Regions from separate parts of the Homo sapiens genome. Here region 2 is linked to region 1. Evidence: chromatin loops called from intact Hi-C (ENCODE). Cell type or tissue: HepG2. All regions are shown on one strand. Links, peaks and the distances in the headings refer to the core of each region. The heading gives the core; the rest is flanking DNA.

Region 1 (9,272 bases), core at 336-8,335:
CAGTAACTCCGTGCCCTGACTGGTTGTCACTGAAGCCACAGTTGCCACAGAAACTGGGACATGCTTAAATCCCACATCTCATTTCCAAATCCCATGAGCTTCTCCTTCATGACTAGTGGAATTAATTATCCCAATCGTTCAGACACATAATCTTACAGAACCTTGCAGCCACAGATAGTCAAACTTCTTGCAAAGCCAAATCTTCATGGATCATTTAGGTTAATTAATATCGAGTGGTAAATGCTGCTAAAAATTCAGGGCCTCATATGTGGCAGGATTTCATTTTATCATTACTCTGTGGTTAGGCTGTTAGATTAGCATGCACTGGGATAGGTTATTCATGATGGCAGAGTAAATGCAATGAACTGGAAGATAGAAACATTGTTACCGTAAAATTCATGTTAGCATGCTGGCAAACATAGACAGCCTCAGTTTCACTTCACTGACTCTGGGGATTCTGTTCTCAGTGTGTGCAGATAAAGCATCTCCTCTGGGACTGGGTCCTAACCTTAGGACTCAGGTTCCATCTTCCATGGAAGGGCCACTGTGCCAGGCCCAGAGTCATACTTGGAGAGCTCAGATGCCACAGTACGACTAACTGGGGGCTCTAACCTGCTTTCCTACTTAAACTATCTGTGTGACCTTGGACAAGTGCCTTAACCTCTCTTAGCCTCTGTAAGATGAAGAGAACAATTGTACTCATATTTGACCCTTGAACTAGGGGGTTAAAGGCGCAGACCCTTGTGCAGTTGGAAATCCACGTATCACTTTGACTCCCCAAAAGCTTAACTATCAATAGCCTATTGTTGACCGGAAGCTTTGCTAATAACATGAGCAGTTTGTCCCAGAGAACCATAGATTAACACGTTATTTGTACGTTATATGTATTATATACTGTATTCTTACAATAAAGTAAGCTAGAGAAAAAAGTTATTAAGAAAATCATAAGAAAGAAAAAAAATTTAGTATTTATTAAGTGGAAGTGGATCATCATAAAGGTCTTTATCGTCATTGTTTTCAGGTTGAGTGGGCTAAAGAGGAGGAGAAGGAGGGGTTGGTCTTGCTGTCTCAAGGGTGGTAGAGGCAGAAAAAGATCTATTTATAAGTGGACCTGCAAGTTCAAACCCGCGTTGTTTAAAGCTCAACTGTTTTCATAGGATTAAGTGAGATGACGTGTTTTTCATGCTGGGTACATTACATGGAATTCAGGAAGTGCCCCCAAAATATTAGTCCTGATATTATTTTTCTTGTTCATTGAAGAACAGACTTGAAAGGGCAGTGAAAAGGCTGGAGAAAAATGAAATATGTAGGAAATTTTGAGAAAGATATTTGACAAATTATCCTTATATTCATTCTTAGCCAATACTTATTGAGCAATTACTCTGTGCTATGCACTGCTCTTTGTGTCTGGAATATAGTAGTGGACAAAACAGATATTTCTGCCCTTGTACAGCTTATGTTCTACCTGGGGTAGGGGGTGGGTACAGAGTACTTAATAAGCAATAAATAAATTATGTAGTACATTACAGTGTGAATGTTATGAAAAAAGAAAAAAAATGTGAAATCAAGTAAGAGGAATTAGGAGCACCAAGGAAGGAGGGGGCAGGGCTAGATTAAATCTACCATTCTTCTCATAACCAAAGTGGGAGTAACCCTGCCATTCAGACCGTGATTCCTTCAAATGATTGGATTTGCTTCTATTAATACTAAGAGCACCAGACAAAAACCCAACATTGACTGAAAGCTTATTCTGTGCCAGGGACTATTCTAAGGACGTCATGTTTAAAACCTTTTAAAATATGTATAAAAGGTAGATGTTATTACTTTCCCCATACAGAAGAGGGATCTAAACAACAGAGGAGTTAAGTAAATTGCCAAAGGTCACACAGTTCATCAGTATCAGAGCTATGATTCAGCACCAGCATTCTTTACCACTAACCTATACCATTCACACAAAGCATGAGTTGAAGTTAGAATGTAGAGATCTCAACATAAATTCAGGCTGCTTGGGCAACTCTGCCTTTCAAAATAACAAAGGAAGCCTCATATCTAATCACATCTAGATACCTATTTTCTGAGTGTAAATACTTTTAAGATAAGTTATCATGTATTCATATGATAATTGACTTACTTTAGTCATCCCTTGATAGAGGAAATGAAAATGATTACAAGTGATGAAATGATTATAAAATCAGTAAATTTAAAAAATTCATTTGTACTACTATTCCTCTCAACAGCCTCTATTTAGTTACTTGGAAAACAGACTTGTACTCTGCTTGGTGTACATATGGATTTGGGAACTCTTTGCAGTAAATCAAGAGTGCCGCAGGGGTTTGTGACCCACAGGTGGGATCTTTAAAATAAACTCCTACTTGGATTTTTGTGGTTGTCTCTAAACTGGAGATGGATGACAGAGTTCAATAGGAAGGGAAAGGCAGATTTTATTTACTTTTATACACATTTTCTCAGATGGTTACTGTAAGTTTTTCTTAAACAGGAGATCTCAGTTGAGAATTCTTTGATTCAAAGTTTAATCAGCCCAGAGGACTTCTTACTAACAAATTTATAAGAAAAAGTATAGAGTATGGAGTTAAGGGCTAAGACTCTTAAGCAAGATTTATTAGTTATTGTCCCCTAATCACTTAATAGCTGGATAACCTCTATGAGCCTTAGATTATTTTTCTATGAAATGGGAGTTATCATCACCATCCCCTCCACCAACACCATTATTATTATCTCCTGGGATTGTGGTGAAAAGTAAACGAAATATTACAATTAAAATGCTCAGCTTGATACTGGCACCTCCTCAACATTCAGTGAACGTAGCAATCATCATTAATACACAAAAGAGTTGTTGATGTTTTTAGCAGTTATGTGATAGATGGAGTTGAAGAATAAGCGGAAAAGATAGAAATGAGTAGCTGACTTTGATTATGACTTTTGGCATTAGACATAGCAAAACCTCAGGCAAGTAGTGATCAAGTCTACTTTCACCCTCAAGTGTTCTGAATAGAAAGAGAGATAAGAGTGATTGTGGTAGAAAGAAAGCTAAAAAGCTTCTCTTTTCTTTTTTTAAAAATTTTAAATCTATTTTATTAGTATGCTTTATTATGCTTTAATTATTGTTTAATTAATTATTTTTAAATTACTTTATTATGCTTTAATTATTTTTATTATGCTTTAATTATTATTTATTATGCTTTAAGTTCTGGGGTGAAAGAAAGCTTTTAAGAACTGAAAACCAATGTCAGTTCTCTGATTAAAAGGAAAAGGTGGTAAAGGATATGCTAATTGGTGATGTGTATATGCAAAGAAGCCAAGGAAAACAGGAAAAAGAAGCAAAAGAAAGAAGAAAAGGGGAAAAAGAACCAGTGGAAAATAGAAGCTTTGAGGATGGTAGGGTAGAGGCCGCTGGATGGCGAGCAGAAGGCCACTGATGGTGGAAGAGTGGAACAAGCAATGAAAAAGGCAAAGATGACCGGCAGTGCTTCTGCCTGGCAGCTCCTTCACCAGTCCTTATAGCAACAGGCATGAGGCGTTTTCTACTCTAAAGGCTGGCCAGTATCTGGTGGGAGAGGTAGAACACAACTCTGTAATAATAACATGATTTTGTAATCCATGTTTATTATGAGCCAGGTGTTTTTCATAGTTCACAAAGTGGATTCTATTTTATAGATGCCAAAACTAAAGCTTAAAGGGGTGAGGGTTACTCAACAAATAAGTAGAAAAGATGGACTCCAGAATCTTCTGCATATTTCTTCCTGTTATAGTTCTTGAAGCTTCAGGTGGTCAACTTGCTAAATCAGGAAACTATCACTGGAGTAACTCATATCATAATTATGCCAGATAACTGTGGCATATTACAGATTTTTTTTAAAAAAGAAAAAAGTACTGCTTTTTTTTTTTGTTTGCCATTGTAAATCAACTTAAAAAAAGTCAAAAAGGCATCAAGTGCTACAAATATGGCATTTGATAATTTTCAGTTAATTATAGATGGCATTTACTTAACATTTAGGCAATTTGAAAAGGAGTTATTGAGTATTAGCAGAATCAGCAGCAAAGGTTTTTCTAAGCTCCTGGAACCATGAGTCAAGGTAAATAAAAGTTCCCTGGTTAGAAAAGGGCACCAAAAAAGCCTTTGAAAAGTAGTTCAACTTGACTTTGACTTATGATGTCTTTGGGAACTTGCCCAGTTTCAAGGTGAGGCTATTGAGACAGGAAATACAAATGACAGTACAAAGAAATTACAGGGTTCCAGTTAAATCCTCATAGAGAAAGGCTGAAACTGTAAGGGAAGTTAACCACAAACTCTAAAGATAAATTAAGCAAAAGTTAGAATTGAATTGTGACTTGAAATTCTCTGGCCTTTCCTATTAGTCCTTTATACAAAGGAATAGCCCACACAATAAATGTATCCGCTTTGATCATTATCTAGCAAGCTGTCTTGATGTATTTAAAGAAAAATCTCTGAGATATTAATAACCCATTAATTAATTTTGGCCAAAGTCTATTGGTGTTAAAAATAAAACCAATTGCATATTACCTGGCTAATTTATGACATTTATCTACTTATAACAGTAACTATTTTGAGAAGCTGGTATATTATTACAACACACAAATAACTGTAGTATTGAGGGGGTGGAATATGTAGGCAAATATGTAAGTTCTACAATCCAACTTTTATCTTCCCTTTGTTCCCAGTTTTATTTTTCTGGCATTAATCTTGGCATTGAGTTCTATTTTTGTTGACTAGACAAAAGAAACGGGGGGGTTTGGTGGACAATCAGAGTGAGAAAGTAGGGCATTTGGAAAAATAGGTAGGAAGTGCTTGGCCTCCAGTCCATCCTGCTTAGTTTTTCCTTCTGAACAGAGCATGCATCAGCACCCAGACTCCCTAACTGATTTCAAAGCGAGCTTCTAAACATTTAGTTTTGCAAATAATACCTTTCTTATTCCCCAGTGAAATAAGACTGGGTCAGAGATGTTACAGCAGGTTCCTTTTCCCTCTCCACATAGTTAGAAGAGCCAGGCTTTCTAGTAAGCAGGTAATTCAGCTCTAGTGGTTGGCTTGATTCAATTAGTGATGGGGCGAACTTCAGTTTCCACATTCCAGGAGGAGGGGTTGCCCTTTTCACATTAAAACAACAGACTATGGTCCTGACTGGTTCCATCACTTGCTTCTCTGTAATTAATCTGTGGGCCCAGACAGTGAGCCTTGAGTAAGGAGTCAAATGCACACGATACACAAATAAATTTGTCAAACTGACCTCTAGGCAGCAGAGAGTATCTGAGTGAGGAAATATTTAGCAGGTATACATTTGCCAATCCCTAAATCAGGGTGTGTTTCTTTAGTAAGTAGGGGACTAATTCACTGAACTCAGTGCTTAATGTCTACAGACACGTCTCATGTACTTTGGGACATTCACACCATTGCTAGACTGAACTATTGGCCCATCAGAGATTCTTAGTGCCTTCTTTCTTAGTGCCTTCTTCCCTTTGTGTAGGCAAGAGCTATTCTTGTGGATATACAGGAAATCAATGACTCTTTTCAGCATTAGTAGTTATCATTGCTTGGGCAGCAACTCAAGGTAGAAAAATATAGCTAGAACAACCATGCCACAGTGGAAGATGGGCCAAAGACAGGAAGTTAGGATGTGCGGTCCAATCAGTATTGGGAATGCTTAACTAGACAACCAAGCTCCTTGGAGATCAACTGTTGGCTATAAATGTACATGTGCAAATATAATATATGTGTTAAGCAGGAAAGGCAGGAAGTAAGGGCTGTATGTTTTAGGCTATAGAACCTAAGAGCTTCAACAGTAATTTCCAGTGCAGGTAACTAATAGTTGTTATTTTTTTTTTTTAGTTTAAAGACACTGGCCTCATATAACCTGAGTGTGAAAAAGAACCCAGAACTCTTCTTGTACCCATTGTCAGAAAATCTTAGAAGGCCAGTCGTCTCTTTCAGAGATTTTCAGCCCTCTTCTAGGGCAAAAGACTGAGTCAGTATAATTACAATCACCTGGAAATAAACTGCAAACAGAGCTGCTTTTGTTCCCCAACTGAAATCTTGCAAAAGAGATGCATTACTTTGCTAGCTCCACTTCCTAACAGGAAAACAGTTTTGTATATTTGCTGCATTGTTTTGTTGTAATTTTCTGAAAAATATCAATTCTGATTTTTATTAACATATGAAAATAAAAGCTAATGCCCTGCTGTACCCTCCATTCTATGAAGACATTGTTCTCTTGACCTCTTTTCATTAATGGGAAAACTAAAAAGAAAACAGACATTTCCAATTTAATAGACATTCTACTAGATCTAAAGACTTGGCTCCTTTTTCTTTTTTCAAAAGTCCTTCTCTGAAGTAACCTGTCACTTAAAAAAATTCAAAATCTTATGCAATTTGTTCTGAACTCAATATTTTTGAAGTAAATACTAATCATTTTTTTTTTTTTTAGTGCTGCTGTATATTATGGTTGGGTGGCCTACATCTTCTGTTGTGTATCTCAAGCTGGATCAAGTTCACTTTGCAGGGAACTCTGTGCACCTACAGGAATAGAATGGGCACAAAGAGGATTAGAATCCCTGCAGGGGCAGCACAGAGAATTATGTTTTCTTCATGAGCTCTGATGTTTTATTAACCATTCTAGCAACTTTGCATCTGATAGAATCCACAGATGAAGTTCATGTTGTTTGTTACTCTGCCAATATAAAAGGCTCTCTTTTGAATGGAATATGAAGCTAGTGGCTCTCACCCACCAGCCATAGGGCATAAGCTTGGACCTTGTTTTTCTGGCAGCAATAACAAGTGTGCTGACTTGTGCTGTCTTAGTGGGTCCTGCCTGTGACCAACAGGGTGAGTTTCTGAGTTGGCTGTGTAGGGGGAACTCTGCATTTTGGCGCTAGAACAGAGAAAAGTCGGGCAGTCTGGAGTCCTGACCCTGACCTCATTAGCACTGTGCTCCTGTCCATTGAAATAACTGTGCAGTGATTTCAACTTTAATTTGGTCCTAATTCTGGGATGATTCCAACTCAGCTACTCAAGGCTGTAGAAAAACAAAATAATGAATGTTCTGAAATCTGCTATTTTCTTTAACACATCAAGCTCATCCTTGTCCAGCATAAAGACACAGACCCAGAATTTCCTCCTGACTTTCCTCTATCTTCCCTCTTTGCCCCTGCCTTTAAAAAGATGCATAATAATTTTGCTATAGATGAAAAAACATGGTACTCCAAAGTCAAAAAGGCTCAGGTTTGAATTTCAGCTTTGCCATATATTGGCCATATAATTTCAGGTAAAAATTTCAATCACTTAGAGCCGCTGTTTACACATTTGTAAAAATGGAACAAAAGCTGTGGCATGGAGAAGAGATAGAAGCAGAAGAAATGAGTTTAAATCTTAGTTCCTTAACCTCTTGGAGCCTAAAAACGTTAGTTAGTACCCACTCCATATGGTGATAATGATGATTAAGCACCATCTCTGCATTGTGAATTTATAAGGGTTAATGGAGTAAATGTGTATAAGTTTCTAGTATTATGTATAGTGTTCAGCAAGGACTACACAGATATCAATTTCCTTGTTTATTCTGGGCAGTTTTATAGAGGTCAAAAATCCCTTTGTTTTTCAGGAGTCAAGGACTTCTCATATTGTCAATAAGCTTTTTGAGCTGGAAGGCCAGAGTAGGTCATGACACATTTACTTGCATTGCTCAGTGGAAGAGGATTCTACAGGGTGCTTATAAAATCTCCAAGCTTAGGAAAATGCACATAAGTAGTTTCTGGATATTCTCTTTTAATACAGTGTTCACTGTGTTAGCCTCATCCACAATATGTAGTTCCATGTGCTGTGCAAAACTACAATAAAAATGTGGCCGGGCGCAGTGGCTCACACCTGTAATCCCAGCACTTTGGGAGGCTGAGGCGGGCAGACCACCTGAGGTCAGGAGTTTGAGACATGCCTGGCCAACATGGTGAAACCTTATCTCTACTAAAAATACGAAAATTAGCTGGGCATGGTGGTGGGCACCTGTAATTCCAGCTACTCGGGAGGCTGAGGCAGGAGAATCGCTTGGATGCAGGAGAATTGCTTGAACCCGGGAGGCAGAGGTTGCAGTGAGCCGAGATTGTACCATTCCACTCCAGCCTGGGTGACAAGAGTGAAACTCCATCTCAAAAAAAAAAAAAAAAGGTGCACCCTAGATATCCAACCCTGCCACTGCGGTGCAATGAGGTAGTGCACCAGCCTTAAATCATCACTCTGGACCGCCTCTCCTAGTCCATCAACTAACGACATGATTTAGTCACTTGAAAATGGCAAACATGTGCCTATGTTTCCAAATTTTAAGGCCACCCTGTGGTTAAGTTCTAACATTTGAATAAGATAAAGGGCCTCCAGGGAGAAGTTTATTCTGCTTTCCAAATTGCAAAAGTCACATGATTATAAGAACAGTCTGCTTTCCTAGAGGTTTGTGGGAGCAGAGTCTATTCATGACCTTGTTTTCAGATACAGCCACTAAAAGGACTCCCTGCTAAAAAATATTTTTCCCAATATATCCAATTTATACATAATTAGTCATTTTCTTTTTGTTTTTCCTTAAGCTGATGAATTACTTAGAGTTCTTATAAATTCACTTCAATATTTAGAGGTTACATAGAAGAAGAAGAATGAAGAGACAATAAGAAAGGGTAGGGAAGTAGAAGAACCAAGAGAGTGTGATATTCCAGAACCAAATGAAGAACAAGTTTCAGGAAGGAGACCATGATCAGCTATGCCAGATACTATTGATAGGTCAAGTAAATGAAGGTTGAGAACTGAGTGTGCATTTGGTAACATGACTATCAGAGCCCATGATGAGGCAGTTATTAGTGTGGGGACCAAGAGAAACACTGGAGTGAATTGAAGAGAGAAAACAATATTGATCATAGACAACTGTTTTAGCCGGGCGTGGTGGCTCACCCCTGTAATCCCAGCATTTTGGGAAAGTGAGGTGGGTGGATCATCTACAGTCAAGAGTTCAAGACCAGCCTAGCCAACATGGTGAAACCCCATCTCTACTAAAAACACAAAAATTTGCCGGGCATGGTGGTGGGCACCTGTAATCCCAGCTACTCAGGAGGCTGAGGCAGGAGAATCATTTGAACCCAGGAGACGGAGGTTGCAGTGAGCCGAGATCGTGCCATTGCACTCCAGCCTGGGCAACAGAGTGAGACTCTGACTCAAAAAAACAAAACTGTTTTGAGTTTTGCTGTTCTTTTATTTATGTTGTCAC
Region 2 (9,272 bases), core at 490-8,489, 55 kb before region 1:
CTACTAAAAATACAAAAAAAATCAGCCGGGTGTGGTGGCGGGCGCCTGTAGTCCCAGCTACTTGGGTGGCTGAGGCAGGAGAATGGCGTGAACCCCGGAGGTGGAGCTTGCAGTGAGCCAAGATCGCACCACTGCACTCCAGCCTGGGCGACAGAGCAAGACTCCATCTCAAAAAACAACAACAACAAAAATACAACAACAACCTCACAAAAACTATATATGTGTTTATCATCTACTTCCACCCTCTAAGAAGTTAAAGATTTTGTCTTTATTACTGTTATAACCCCAGAGTCTAGAAAAAGTGCCTGGTTAGTATAACTTAAGAAATATTCATTAATATTGAAAAGAACACTGAGCTGGGAGTCCTGAGACCTGTATTTAACTCTGGCTCCACTACTGATTTGTTTGCAGGGGATGCTGGACAAGTTAACCTTCTAGGCTCTCAGTTTGTCTCTTCATCCACAGATTAGATTAAATGACTTCTACAACCCAGTCCTAGTCCCAAAACGCTGATTCTGACATCCTGACTCACAGTGGGGGCCTGGGAATGGAGTTCGTTGACTCTTTTTGTTGTTGTTGACCCCAAAGGAGGTGTTACACTAAATGAGAAATGCTGCAAGCCTCAGTCATCCCTATTGACAAAGAGATTTTGTTTAATGATGTTAATAATGAAATTTTTAGTTAGTGCCCTGAAGGTGAGTTATGTGTATAGGAAAAGCTACTCAGAGGTTTTCTTTGGTCATAGAAATTAATATTCAGGCCAGGCGTGATGACTCATGCCTGTCATCTCAGCACTTTGGGAGGCTGAGGCAAATGGATCACCTGAGGTCAGGAGTTTGAGACTAGCCTGGCCAACACGGTAAAACACCATCTCTACTAAAAATACAAAAATTAGCTGGTATGGTGGCACATGCCTGTAATCACAGCTACCTGGGATGCTGAGACAGGAGAATCACTTGAACCTGGGAGTGGAGGTTGCAGTGAGCCAAGATTGCACCATTGCACCCCAGCCTGGGCAACAAGAGCGAAACTCCATCTTAAAAAAAAAAAATTCAATTTAACAGAATTATAATTAAAAACATCTAGTTCTACCGGCTTTTAACTCAGTCCAAAAATTTTATTGTGTTTTACATGTCTGGTGCATTTTAACAACTACTTTGATGGGTTTTTTGAATGATACTTAGTCCCATTTAAAATCTGGTTATTTAAATGCCTTTAAACATTTTAAATTATGTTTCTTTATTTTATTTTATTTTTTGAGACAGGGTCTTGCTCTGTTGCCCAGGTTGGAATGCAGTGGCATGATCATGGTTCACTGCCACCTTGACCTCCTGGGTTTAAAGTGATCCTCTTGCCTCAGCCTTCTGAGTAGCTGGCACAACAGGCATGTGCCACCATGCCTGGCTCATTTTTTAAAATTTTTTTGTGAAGATAGGATTTTGCCATGTTGCCCAGGCTGGTCTCCAACTCCTGTGCACAAGTGATTCTCCCCTTCAACCTTCCAAAGCGCCGAGTTTACAGATGTAAGCCACCACGCCCAGCCTCTACATTTTATTGATTTGAAACCTTCTAAAAAACTTTAACTGGCTATCAGAGTTTTCTGTATACTTTAACACTTGTTATGAATCTAAGAAGTACATTTATAAATATTGAGAAACTTGGGTCTGCTTAAGAGTTCTATTACTGTATATAAATTTAGGAAGATTTTGACTCAATTCATAAATCTGAATCAATTTCTCAAGCACATATTTCAAATTGAGATAAACAAGCTGAGCTATTATTCTACTAGGATAAATTTTATTAAACATTACAAGAAGAAAAAATTTCAAATATGCACAGCTTTCTCCACACAATAATGTATTTTTGTTTTGATGTACAATTTTATACTTTATTTTATTTTATTTTATTTATTTTTTGAGATGACATCTCACTCTGTCGCTCAGGCTGGAATGCAATGCAATGGCACGATCTCGCCTCAATGCAACCTCCGCCTCCCTGGTTCAAGCGATTCTCCTGCCTTAGCCTACCAAGTAGCTAGGACTACAGGCGTGAGCCACCATGCCCAGCTAATTTTTGTGTTTTTTTTTTTTTTTTTTTAGTAGAGATTGGGTTTCACCATATTGGCCAGGCTGGTCTCAAACTCCTGACCTCATGATCCGCCCGCCTCGGCCTCCCAAAGTGCTGGGATTACAGGTGTGAGCCACCGCACCCAGCTGTACTTAATTTTAAATACTCCCAAAGTTAACATATACTTATCAGTATTAAAAAATGATCACCTCATTCCCCACAGTCTCTTTTGAGCTATAAATGTACATGGTTGTGTGTGTAATTTAGGCTAAAATCTAGGGGTAGTCAGTAGCCCTGATCAGAAATTCACATTCCCATGGTTGTCAACTCACATTTGCTCAGAAAGTTTGCATTCCACAGGAGGCTTCTGCAAGGCTTTAGCTATCTTTACGTTCGATCAACACTACGCATTTGTCTAATTAGCATAATGAATAATAGAAGTATTTTCAAGTATTATGTTAGCATAATAGATCATAGAAGTATGCTCTCATGCATGGAATTAGTGCTATTAAAGAGATATGATTTGGCTAAAACATTTGAGACAATCTCCACCTTCAGTAAAGAGCACACAATTCATGCTAGCTTTTTACTCTTATCTCTAAACGTAATCGGTGCGTATGGCAGAATTTGGTTTGAGTTTTCATATTAACACAGCGGTGAGGTGTAGGTGAGCAGCTGACTGCTATTGTTATCTACCAAAAAAGAACCTAATGGTTGTTTTTAAGCAATTTGGCTCAAGCCAATTGGAAATGCCTTTCCATGTAATTTTGCTATTAACTTAAGGTTGCATAATCAGAAGAATTCTTTTGGGCAACCTTGATAGAACCCTGTTATAATTGTTATGCCAATGAATTCATAACTGCAGGGGAGGTGGTGGTTTCATAGTCAAGATCTTTGATTTTCTACTCAGGGGAATCTACAATCCTTACATTGTTTGATTAGTTTTGTACTTCCTTGGCTCTAAACATATCTCTTCCATTGATTTTTAAAGACTGTTGAACTTGATGAAATCCTGTGTTTTATATTATCTTTATATTCTTAGAATCATATGACTCTATGGTTATTAAAATGATATTAGATTACATTTTAGTGTTCTCTCTTTCTCTCTGGTAACTGTTTAAGTCAGAACTCCTGAAAGTGATTTTTACTGATAATTGACATTAGGAGAAAACACCCATGAACCATGCAGCAAATCCTTAACAAAGCTGGCTCTGGAAATACCTGTTATATCAAGTAGTGGTAGGTTACTGGTGTTTTATTTCCCAGAGAAGTATTTCAGAAATGTAGGCTCCCTCACAGGGCACCAGACCCAATGCCAACTGGAATAGTGGAATAGCCATCCCATTTGAAAAAAGGGGGACATGTGGAGAGGAGGGATAAGGGAAGGAATGTTGAGAGAGGAACGGGGGGAAAATTGTTTTCATGTGTATTTTTCTACTCTGAAGATTCTAGACAAAATGTATTCAGCAGAGAAGGGAGGAGGAGAACAGTCAAAGGTAAGTCATTTTAAATTTTCACTATCAAGAATTCCTTTAAAAGTTTCTCCGTTGACCCATGTTTTGATAGCTTTTACTCTACTAAGTAGATGGTATTTATCACTCAATAACTTATTTCTCCACTTTTATTAATCGAAGACCTATATGGGATTGTTAGGAATACTGATTAGCATGAGCTAAGTGTAGGGGAGGTAGGGATACCCTTCACTGCACCTTTACTCTTCTATGGGCTCTTTGGCTGGGTCTGGGAGCCAAACTGACACGAGGCAAATTAGCAAGAGAAAAGCATGCATGTTTTACCTGAGTGTGGGGGCATCTCCACCAGAGTGTGAAGTCCCAAGAAATGGCCAAAGCTTTTATAATTTTTAGACAAAAATAAATTTGTGAAGAAATGACAGGACAAAGAAATCTGCCTGGGGTAGTAAATTCTAGAGGAGTCACTAGGAGGTATATACATGGAGTGTAAAGCTAGTGGCAGAGTTAATTAATTCAGTCCTGTTGCAGTGCCAAGTCTGGCTCCAATGTTAAGAACTATTCTTTTGTCCTGGTAGTGGGAAGGCACCTGTCTCAAAGAAATCTTTATGGCTTGCACCTGACAGGAAAAGACAGGTCAGCCTTTTCTTGAAACTACAATTTTCCAGTGTTTTCAGCTTGAAATAATCAATATGGCATATTTGGGTATAGTATGTCTTTTACTCCTTCATAGGAAAGAATCTCCATAATGATTTGGTAGTTTCAGCCAAAGAAGAGGAAATTGGGGTGCTAGTTAGATATATTTTTCTTAGCCTTATCACAAACTAGTTCTTTCATAATCTTCTAGTGTTTAAAAAGAAATACAGATCTGGGCCAGGCACGGTGGCTCACACCTGTAATCTCAGCACTTTGGGAGGCTAAGGCGGGCAGATCACTTGAGATCAGGAGTTCGAGACCAGCCTGGCCAACATGGCAAAATCCCGTCTCTACTAAAAATACAAAAATTAGCCAGGCGTGGTGGTGCATCCCAGCTACTCAGGAGGCTGAGGTAGGGGAATCACTTGAACCTGGGAGATGGAGGTTGCAGTGAGCCGAGATGGTACCACTGTACTCCAACCTGGGTGACAGAGTGAGAGTCTGTCTCAAAAAATAAATAAATAAATAAATAAATAATTTTAAAAAATAAAGAAATACAGATATCCAGTTTCCACACCCAATAATCTAAAATATGATCTGTTGGGGTGGGAATCTTCATTTTTTAACAAGTGTTGTCCTTATCATTCAGGTGGTTTAGACCTCACTGTTCCTTGAACAACACTTTGAGAAGCAATCCAGTAGAAATTTTGAAATATTGAAAATAGTTTCCTGACCTCCCTCTGACTTGGCTTCACAGGTCTGGTGACTTCAGGTTGGGAACCTCTGGAAGGGTGAATAATTGCCAACTCAATTCAGCTGTTCAGCCTTGGGCACTGCTTCAGTTGAAGCTCAAGAAGCTATGACTAAGTTGACCTTTTGTCATATCTCTTTTCCTCCCTGTTTATTTAAGTTACCATCTTAACTGGCTGCTGAAGTCAAAAGTGCTTTTGTTCTCTGCATGAATGGTTTGATTCACATCACACCAATATAGCTTCAAAGGGAGAAAAGTCTTTTACCTTTGGATAATCTTTCCCTCCCCCTACAAATGCCACAACTTGGCCAAAGGATTTTAAAGATTTTATGTTTTAACTATTTCAGACTCTTCAGGTTGCTTCTCTCTCCTTTTTCTTCTTGGAAGAAATAGGCCAAAAGAAATAACAACCACTTACAGGATTTTTAACAAAGGCGAATTCCTGCACTTAAGACAGCGATTCGCAAATTAGGAATTTAAAAAGAACAGATTACAGGAGCCACCTCCAGAGAGCCTGATTTGGGAGGTGTGGGATGGGGCTTGGGAAACTGTATTTTGATTCAGTGATTAGCTAGGTCTGTGAATCAACATTTTAGTGAATGAGTACCAGCAGATCACTTTCCCAAGTCTGGATGACCAAGAAGTGACAAATTCTAACTGAGAGTACTCCATTCTCTCCACTATCTCATGCTATGGTGATGATGGAAAGAAAAGGAAAGGAAGAAATCAAAGGCAGTCCAAGCTATCTGCTGTTTGTAGAACCTCATGTTCTGTCATTCACTTTTCCCCTTACCTCCTTGCTCATTTCATGTTTCAGCTGCCCTGGATTTCTTACACTACATGCATGATCACACATGATTGTCTTTTGTCTTCCTGCTTTTATACAAGCTGTTCTTTCAGCCTGGGATTCCTTTATGCCCAACTCCCTTTTCTCCCTGGTAAACTTCAAGACTCCATTCAAATATAACCTACTTTGTGAAGCTTCCCTAACACCCCAGGCTGAGTATATCCTTCCCTTCTCTGTACTCAATTAGATTTTTGTGCATGTAAGTATTGTGGTGCTGAGAAACTCATGTTCTACCGCCTGTAATTTATTTGAAATACTTCTTCATAGATGATATGATATGTATGTGTGTCAGTTAGTGACAAACTCTACATCCTACTGGCAGGTTGATAAAGTATCCTAAATAGGTACAATCTCAAAAAGTGATGAAGTGGCATTTCCAAGCTCCTATAGTCTACATTCTAGGAGAGTTATTATAACCTAATCACTTGGAAATACTATCTAAATTGAGATCAAGGGATAATAGAAGTATTTTTTCATAGGTGAAATGGATGGCATTCAGGATAATTATACTGCCCGGAAAGATAGTACAAACACCTCTGTCTTCTATGAATGGGTTATGAGAACCTGGCAAACCCAGCAATCTTGTGTTCACCCCACTTAACAGGAGCAATCTAGATTAGATGGTTAGCTGAAACCTGCTGCTGGAACATAGGCCCCTCTGCCACCAGAACACCCTTCATGCAAGGTGCTGTCCTGAGTGACTAAAAACAGAAGCTAGGACTTCACTGAGCCTGCAGGGACAGATTGTATGACAGTGCATGTATTTGATTGTTTCACATCCATGCTAATAAATGCATGCTTGGCAGAATTTGGTCTGAGACTTGCTTTTATTGTAATATACAAACAGTAGTGAGGTTGTGTGAGAGGGCACCAATAGCTCTCCTTTACCTCTGGGTTAAAGGTTTAGTAGAGGCTGCCAAGAGAACCCGACACCTATGAATGGCCAAATTGTCTTGGGACAGCAATCTTATTTATCTTTGTATACCTGGTGATGACAGTGCCTGATATAGTAAGTATTCAATAGATGCATTTTTTTGTCCTTAATTCATATAAATATAAAACAAAAAAGAAATTGGACCAATTTAATGATCTTCAACTGTTTTATAGAATTACATAATCTGTGTGAAGGTTTTGATTTAAGCTGTGAAGGTTTTTATTTAAGCAGAGTGGCAACGATCAGGTTGTGAATAACAGACAATTTCATTTATAGACTCTGCTTATTTGGGGAAGCTTTGAATAAAAATTACTAATACCAGCTTTCGATGAAGCCACTGCTTCAGGTGAAGTGCCTTTTGAATAGAAATAAAAATATATTAAAACAACAGTGATACATATGTTTTATGAAGTTTTTATGCTCCTCACCTCCCTCCCCAAAACACCACTATGCAATTGCCCCAAAAAAGGGCAGCTTTAAGAATAGCTGGTGGGAATGTATGACATACTCATTTGCAAACAGTGGTATTCATTGTTCAACACTGTCAAGAAAATTCATCTAAAGAAATTATAAGCCTAAAGAGTTCCTATATTGGCTATTTATCATTAGAGGCACTTCACACAATGAATAGGCTTTACAGGTTGTTAAGCATCTCCAGGAACATTGCTCACTGAAATTTGTCGGAAAGATGATTGAATGTTATTTAAGTAGAACTTTACACACAATAAATAGTACATTTGCAGACTGCTGAGAAAATTGATGAAAAGTATAATGTTCCATTTTGGACTCTAAACAAAAGGCAATCAATTAGCAGAAGCAGTTTGAATAATGTGAAAGAAACTGCCTAGAAACTCTCCTGCTGAAAGATCAGACTTCAGCCTGAAATAACTGCTTTTGCATTAAAAAGATCTGTGGCTTGGCATAAACACGACACAAAAGGGAAGTAAGAACAAAATCCATTTCTGGACCCGCATTCCTCCCCAGAGCTGGATTTCTCCTAAGCCCACCTTCTTTTCATTGTCTCACCTTTATTACGGGCTGCATTTCAACTTCCTATTGAGTCCACAGCCAAACTCTGGGCCAACCTTTCATGTATCCTCCCTAGCAGAGATTTTAAGTGATCTAAGGAGGGATTATTAACAAGACGTCTAGAGAGTGTTATTGATTTCCAGAACTAGGCTTACAAAAATAGGCAGCTGACCCCTGCTCTATATCAAGGGACCAAAGTTACTATTGAACAAGTCTCACACAAAACAGTTTTAGATCATGGACACATATTTACAAAAAATAACTATTATCTCACAGGTAATTTTATATTGCTTGTATATTTTCTTTGCATCATAAATTTAATGGATTTGTATATGGGGGAAATCAGAAGTCTTAGAAAAGAAGTTATATTCTAAAACAAAACCAAATACCACATTGAACTTGAGGGAAGTCAGCTAGGAAAGTGAAATCTGCTGATTATGTTGCTAGTATTTCTTGTAACTGACTTCAATTAATGAGCTAACTTACTGGATTGTCTGACACTCTGTATTTCCTCTGTAAAACAGACTACCTGAGGCCAGGCGCAGTGGCTCAGGCCTGTAATCCCAGCACTTTGGGAGGCTGAGGTTAGTGGATCACCTGAGGTCAGGAGTTTGAGACCAGCCTGGCCAACATAATGAAACCCCATCTCTACTAAAAATACAAAATTTAACTGGGCACGGTGGCGTGCACCTGTAATCCCAGCTACATACATTTATCTAAAAGGGAAAATGGAACTCATTGCAAGGAAGAAACTATTCTGTCCCTCTAAGATTCTGGCTGAATATTTATGCTGAATGATCAGTAATTTTGTAATATATTTCAGCCATTAAACACTATACAGTTGGCCATAACTGGTTGCATTTTTTTATTCTCCATTATGAATCCATTTATTATTATATATTTAATTAATATTGATTTTGAGATTGAGGGAATTGGGTGATAATAAAAACATATTGTATTTATTACACTGGATTTTCATTAAATAGTAACTTTTGTAGCAAAGCTCTTGTTTTTTATTAATATGACAAAAGGAAATATTATTATATTGTTACAATTAATCCAAGAGATAAAATATTGAAGGTGTGCCATGAGATTTTCCTCTTGCAGAACTAACAGAGGAAGAGTTATAAATAAATAGAAGTACTCATGTCTTCTGAAAATAAGATATTAAAGAAAGAACCAACATCTCCAGTTGGTTTTTGGAAAAACAATTCTCTCTTATATTTGAAATTATGCAGTTACCTTGTGTTTTTTCATCAAACATCAATTACTGTGTCAATTATGCCTACTTATTGTACTTGATCACAGTAGCTTATACTAATGTCCTATTTATAAATTTGAATTTTAGAAAGGACATATATGGGATTCAGTTTAGAAATAGAATATATTCAGGACTGATACTTCCATAACCTTTTTGTTTATCTTCCTGTGGTTCAATAAGAATGAAATTTGGAATGTTTATTACATTTTTATCTTCCTGATAATACTATTGATCTGTCAGCTAACGTGCTGTCCTTCACATGTGAAAATTACCCTTCT

The links. Hi-C counts contacts between places; a loop is a spot of excess contacts. Peaks named below come from ENCODE experiments on the same cell type or tissue, not always from the same donor. Only the 100,000 strongest peaks of a DNase experiment are listed, where the experiment ranks them.
Region 2: it touches region 1 in a loop (2.1-fold over the local background); 4 of 110 quality-filtered maps call a loop at or near these places.

What each region holds. Positions count from the first base shown.
Region 1 is chr12:75,707,319-75,716,590 of GRCh38, reverse strand. The region is part of intron 1 of LOC105369844 (a long non-coding RNA gene); the gene reads left to right. Among named protein-coding and RNA genes, the nearest start is that of KRR1, 200 kb to the right of the region's middle. RefSeq lists an enhancer at 4,846-5,347. In HepG2, for the core only: no CTCF peak of the experiment used is centred there; DNase peaks (open chromatin) are centred at 1,930, 4,160, 6,044 and 7,650.
Region 2 is chr12:75,762,716-75,771,987 of GRCh38, reverse strand. All of the region lies in intron 1 of LOC105369844 (a long non-coding RNA gene), which reads left to right. Among named protein-coding and RNA genes, the nearest start is that of KRR1, 260 kb to the right of the region's middle. In HepG2, for the core only: no CTCF peak of the experiment used is centred there; a DNase peak (open chromatin) is centred at 5,097.